Regions from separate parts of the Homo sapiens genome. Here region 2 is linked to region 1. A link is a contact called in ENCODE Hi-C or POLR2A ChIA-PET data. All regions are on one chromosome and are shown on one strand. Each heading gives the region's core, a stretch centred on a gene start or an enhancer-like site at or near the end of the contact. The rest is flanking DNA. Distances are from core to core; before and after follow the strand shown. Region 1 overlaps LRRFIP2 (LRR binding FLII interacting protein 2). Region 2 overlaps ITGA9 (integrin subunit alpha 9).

Evidence for each region. A loop is a pair of places that touch in the nucleus more often than their neighbours do. ChIA-PET counts read pairs that join two places held with the same protein, here RNA polymerase II (POLR2A).
Region 2: a map of Calu3 shows a loop between it and region 1 (6-fold over the local background). The contact joins two enhancer-like sites. A Hi-C loop is called at or near these places in 1 of 168 maps with a recorded cell type or tissue (Calu3). POLR2A ChIA-PET finds 5 or more read pairs at or near these places in 2 of 52 experiments (H1 and WTC11).

Annotation. Positions count from the first base shown.
Region 1 is chr3:37,059,858-37,062,557 of GRCh38, reverse strand. All of the region lies in intron 24 of LRRFIP2 (LRR binding FLII interacting protein 2), which reads left to right. Among named protein-coding and RNA genes, the nearest start is that of MLH1, 68 kb to the right of the region's middle. Within about 2 kb of position 1,367, at least 2 of the 41 ENCODE cell types and tissues checked have a DNase peak (open chromatin) inside an H3K27ac peak, as active enhancers do.
Region 2 is chr3:37,537,066-37,539,845 of GRCh38, reverse strand. All of the region lies in intron 14 of ITGA9 (integrin subunit alpha 9), which reads right to left. Among named protein-coding and RNA genes, the nearest start is that of ITGA9, 86 kb to the right of the region's middle. RefSeq lists an enhancer at 1,407-1,908. Within about 2 kb of position 1,490, at least 7 of the 41 ENCODE cell types and tissues checked have a DNase peak (open chromatin) inside an H3K27ac peak, as active enhancers do.

The sequences.
Region 1 (2,700 bases), core at 118-2,617:
CTCTTTCTCTCTAGCATTCTGGTGTAATTTGAAGATAGTCATGTGATTTGAAGTTTTCATGTGTGATGCTGGGCCCCTGTCAATTCTAGGAGCTCCCATCCTTTAGTTCTGGGAAAATTTCTTGAATGATTTTGTTACTGATTTTTTTCCCCTCCCATATGCTGTGTTCTCTATTTTGGAACTCCTATTCAGTCATTCAACAAATGTTGAGTGAGATTCTACTATTTAACATGCACTATTCTAGGCACTGGGATATTTCAGTGAATAAATTAGTTTAGAAAAAAAAAATTCCTGCCTGAGAGGCATTCTAGTAGGAAGACATCAGACAATATTATATGATATGTTAGAAGGTTTGTGTGAATGCATTTATTATATGTGTTTCTCTGGCTACTTACAGCAGCATAGGGGCAGGCATGGAGTGGGTAGAGAGCTAGATTTTACTAGGACAGTATTAATGGGGCAGGAGAGGTGAGGGAGTATGTAAGAAAATGATTATAATGATGGACCTTGAAATTAAACTGGATGAAGAGGATTCGGGAGATATTCAGGAACACATCAAGGTATAGTAGAAAGAAGATGTAATCTGTAGATTAGTGGTACCAGTGTGGTTGAAGGGTTGTTGGAATTCGGGTCTAGAGAGAATGACCTGGAAAGATGAGGAATAGTGGTTAGAGAGAGGATACATGGAACTAAATTGTGTAGGGATTACAATTGTCTAATGATGAGATCTGGTATATGACTGTGGGAGTGAGTAGCTGAGGGCAAGAAGGGATAGATAGCAAGATCCTTGGAAGGGAGGTGGGTTAGTCCATTTTTTGCTTCGCTATAAAGGAATACCTGAGGCTGGGTAATTTATAAAGAAAAGATGTTTGACTGGGCACAGCAGCTCATGCCTGTAATCCCAGCACTTTTGGAGGCTGAGGCAGGTGGTTGAGGTCAGGAGTTGAGACCAGCCTGGCCAACATGGTGAAACCCCAACTCTACTAAAAATATACAAAAATTAGCCGGGCATGGTGGTGGGTGCCTGTAGTCCCAGCTACTTGGGAAGCTGAGGCAGGAGGGAGGTGGAGGCTGCAGTGAGCCAAGATTGCGCCACTGCACTCCAGCCTTGGGTGGCAGAGTGAGACTTTGTCTCAAAAAAAAAAAAAAGGAAAAAAGAAAAAGAAAAAGAAAAGAGGTTTAAACTGGCTCATGGTTCTGCAAGCTGTAGAGGAAGTATGTTGTCAGCATCTGCTCAGCTTCTGAGCTCAGTTTCCTGAGGCCTCAGGCCAGGCTGGTCTTGAACTCCTGACCTTAGGTGATCCACCCACCTCGTCCTCCCAAAGTGCTGGGATTACAGGCATGAGCCACCGCGCCCAGCCAGCCTCAGGAAACTTCTCATCACGGCGGAAGGTGAAGGGGCAGCAGGCACGTCATATCTCGAGCGGAAGCCAGAGAGAGTGGGGAGGTAACATACACTCTTAAACAACCAGATCTTGTGTGAACTACCAGAGCGAGAACTCACTCATCACCAAGGGAATGGTGCAAAGCTATTCATGAGGGATCTGCCCCATGACCCAGATACCTCCTGCCAGGCCCCACCTTCAGCACTGGGGAATACATTTCAACATGAGATTTGGAGGGGACAGACATCCAAACCGTAAGAGGAGATATACCAGAAATTGAGAGATCATTTGTAAGGGAGATCCTCTACTTAGATGTACATTGAAATTGCCAAAAATTAAGACAGGAATAGTCTAGAGGGAGTGCAAGTTGGGAGCTATTTAATAAATGGTGATGAAGGAATGGGATTTTGGCAATGATAAGTAGTTAGTGTATATAATTTGAAGAGACGAGATTAAGACCTGGGACTTTTAGGGAAGATGGAGGGAAAATACCAGCAAGGAAAGCAAGAGGACACCTATTCCATTTCTAGATTCAGTGGTAGGAAGCTGTGGAAGTACAAAAAAAAAAAGGGCCGGGCATGGTGGCTCATGTCTGTAATCCCAGCACTTGGGGAGGCCAAGGTGGGTGGATGACTTGAGGTCAGGAGTTCAAGACCAGCCTGGCCAACATGACGAAACCCCATCTACTAAAAATACAAAAATTGGACGTGGTGGCATGCACCTGGAATCCCAGCTACTCGGGGGGCTGAGGCAGGAAAATCGCTTGAACCCGGGAGGCGGAGGTTGCAGTGAGCTGAGATCATGCCACTGCACTCCAGTCTGGGCCACAGAGCGAGACCCTGTCTCAAACAAACAAACAAAACAAAACAAAACAAAACAAAAACAGTGTTTGAGAGAGCTGCAGAAGCAGCAGGAGAGGGTTATCAGAGCACGAGGGTAAAGGGGGGATGCTCAGAAAAGACTGAGGACAGAGGGTGTTTGCTGATGATGGACTGATAATTCTAGAGGGCCCAGTGGAAAAGTTTCAGGCATTGGGAAAGGTTAGGAGATGAAGGTTAGTGGTCGTACAGACCCTTGTGAGGAAGACTGCAGAGGAAGGATATGACCCTTTGTGAGATGCACATAAATAGGAATGATGGAGATACTGAGATTTGTCCTGGTTCCCTCAAGGCAGCTAATGATGGTGACCCTGTGTGTTGAAAGGGCAGAGGTGCCTGGGAAGTATAGAGTTAGTCCCAATATAGAGCTTACCCTTTTCCCATTGGGGAGTGGCAAACTTAATCTTAGTGCAGAGGCCTCCCTTTGACCCCTGTTG
Region 2 (2,780 bases), core at 241-2,740, 480 kb before region 1:
TGCCAGGGTTCCCCAGCAGGACTGAGCTCCAGCTGCCCACAGTGGTAACCTGCTCAATAAGACACCCTCTATTTGGCTGCTCTGATGGCTAATTTTATGTGTCAACTTGGCTGGGCCACAGTACCCAGAATCTGGTCAAGCACCAATCTAGATGTCACTGAGAAGGTATTTTTTTATATTAGATTAACATTTAAATCAGTAGACTTTGAATAAAGCAGATTACCCTCCAAAATGTGGGCAAGCCTCATCTGTTGAAGGTTTTAAGAGAAAAAGACTAAGGTTCCCAAAAAAATAAACTGCTTTTAGACTGCTTTCAGACTTGAGCTGCAACATCAACTCTTCCCTGAGTCTCCAGCCTACTGGCCTGCCCCCAAGAATTCAGACTTCCCAGACCTCATAATCTCACAACCCAATTCCTGAAAATCAACCAACTAATCCATTTCTTTCTCTCTCCATTCTGTTTCTCTGGAGAAGCCTGAGGCCTGCAACTGCCTTCCTTTCCTGTCTCACTGTCCCATTTCCTTACTGGTACCTCTTGGGATCATTTGTGTATCAACCACATGCACTCAGATCCTTGACCCAGGCTCTGTTTTGGGGAGAACCCATATTAACACAGGGTAAGTAAGGAAAAGCAAATAAATTCAACCTGCAACGTGTGCCAAGCACTGTGCTAGATAATTTACAAACACCAACTTTACTCCTCCAAAGTTTCATCTCACTGCAGAAGTACTGATCCGGAAGTACTGATCTCTTGCAACTCAAGGAAGAGAGAAACAACCCACAGTTCACAGAAACTGAGCTGAGGACAAGGCAACTGCTGCTCCTCTCCAGCGGGGTGTGTGCATGCCAGCACATTAAACTTTCAGATTTCTCTAAAATGTTAAAACATACAATCACAGACATACCGCATTATCCAATTCACCAAGTGCAATCATTCTGGAAGCATTTCATCTCTAGAACTGCCTAATTAGTACTTTTCCTTGATTTAAATTTTGACATTTTAAATTACCCCAAAGGAAATTACTTCTACATCAGACTGTCTCCTCTAGAAGAAAGCAAGAGTCACAACGAGAGACCCTGCCTGAGGAGGCAAGAAGAAATGCTGACCACTCATTCCAAAGCCCTGAGCGGAACTGGCAGTTTTACCAGCACCCACTGGTAAAGGGTCTGGTGGAAAGGGAAGCAGAGGACATGTCTGGGAAGCAGCCGATCAGCTGCCCGGGCTCCGCGGTCAGGGCCCTGGGAAGGTGGGTGGATCAGGCTGTCCAAGTTGCCCACAGCCGGCCATGAGGTAAGCCAGCCTGGCCAGCCCCTGTCTGTCCCTGGGAGGCTGCTAGTTCTGATTAGGGCCTGCTCCAACAGCACATTTCACATCTTTAGGTTTTTCCTTCTGGCAGCTTGTGTCCCTGCCATGTCGAATGATGTCATGGTGATGGAAAAGCTGATCAGCCCCGAGTAATACTTTCAGCCACCTCCCTGCCCTGCCCCCGGCTGCTTCCCGAGGAGCCCCCCTGCACGGGCCTGGGCCAGGAGGGAGCCAGCTGTCTCTCATCAACTCTAGCTCTGGTCTCTCCCAGCAAGTTTTGATTAATTCCTGCTCTCCGTCAGAACAAGATTTCAGCTGTGAAATTCTAACAAATTCTCCTTCCCGAGTTTCAGGCTAACCATGGAAACACAGGAGCACTGGGTCAGAGTGCAAAATGCAATCACTCAGAGAGCGCCCCTTCCTGGTTTTCGTTTCACACTCTGGTGAAAGCCCAGAACTGCCAGCTTGATTCCCAGCCTCCAGAGATTGACAAGCAAGTTTAGGCTTCAGCCTGGCCAGTGAGTAGGTACAAGCACCGTCCACGGGTGAGGGGCAGGGTCCCCTTGGGCAAAGCATTCACCACCTTCACCTATGCTAGCCAGGAGGCTCCAAGGGGCCACAGGCTGTTCCCAGGCCAAGAATGAAGTGATGAATAATACTATTAGGGACAGGAAGAACTCCTATTTTAAAGTGCTTTATGAAATACGTTGTAAACCTGCTCCTGGAGGAGCCCACAGTCGGAGTGAGAAGTCTGTGTCTGTCTGTGTCCCAGTGCTAAGCACAGTGCATGCCACACAAGGGGCCCGGAGCTCATCTAGAAAAGCCAGCAAGAGAGCAGCTGGTTGTTTTTGTCCCGTCTGCCTGCCCCCCTCCCACTAGAATGCCAGCTCCATGAGGGCAAGGACTTTGCCTGTCCTGCTCACTGCTCCGTGCCCCAGGATAAGCAGGGTGTCTGGCACTCTGTAGGACCTTAATTATTATTGTTTGATTGAATGACCCAACAGGGATTCAGCAACTCAATGTAACTGGATGCTTGCTGTGCTGGTTTATGAAGCTGTTGTCCTCAGCTCCAACCCACCCTTCTCTACCCTGCACTGTGACACTGGAGCTGGGACCCTGCAAACCTCACTTGTTTTGCCAGAGGCTTGCTGTGAGGCTCTGCTAATATGGAGCATCGGAGGGAGCCTGCAAGGCTGGAGAGGGCAAAGGAACTCGCTCCTTCCTCCCTGCTTCCTATTCCTAGCAGCTTATCCCAGCAACAGTTTCTCACGGCAGCTGGCCCCAACAGCAGTTAATTGTAGTTTTCAATTTTCCCCCCATTCTCCCAGAGCCAGCCTCATTGCACTCCCTCAGAGAGATCAGCAGCACCAGCCCCCTCCTCAGAGGTTCAGGTCCTAGCTCCGCAGGGCCCCTTCTCCAAGCTCATAGGTTCTGATAACCCCAAGGAAGTGGTTAACCCGAAGTATAACCTTGA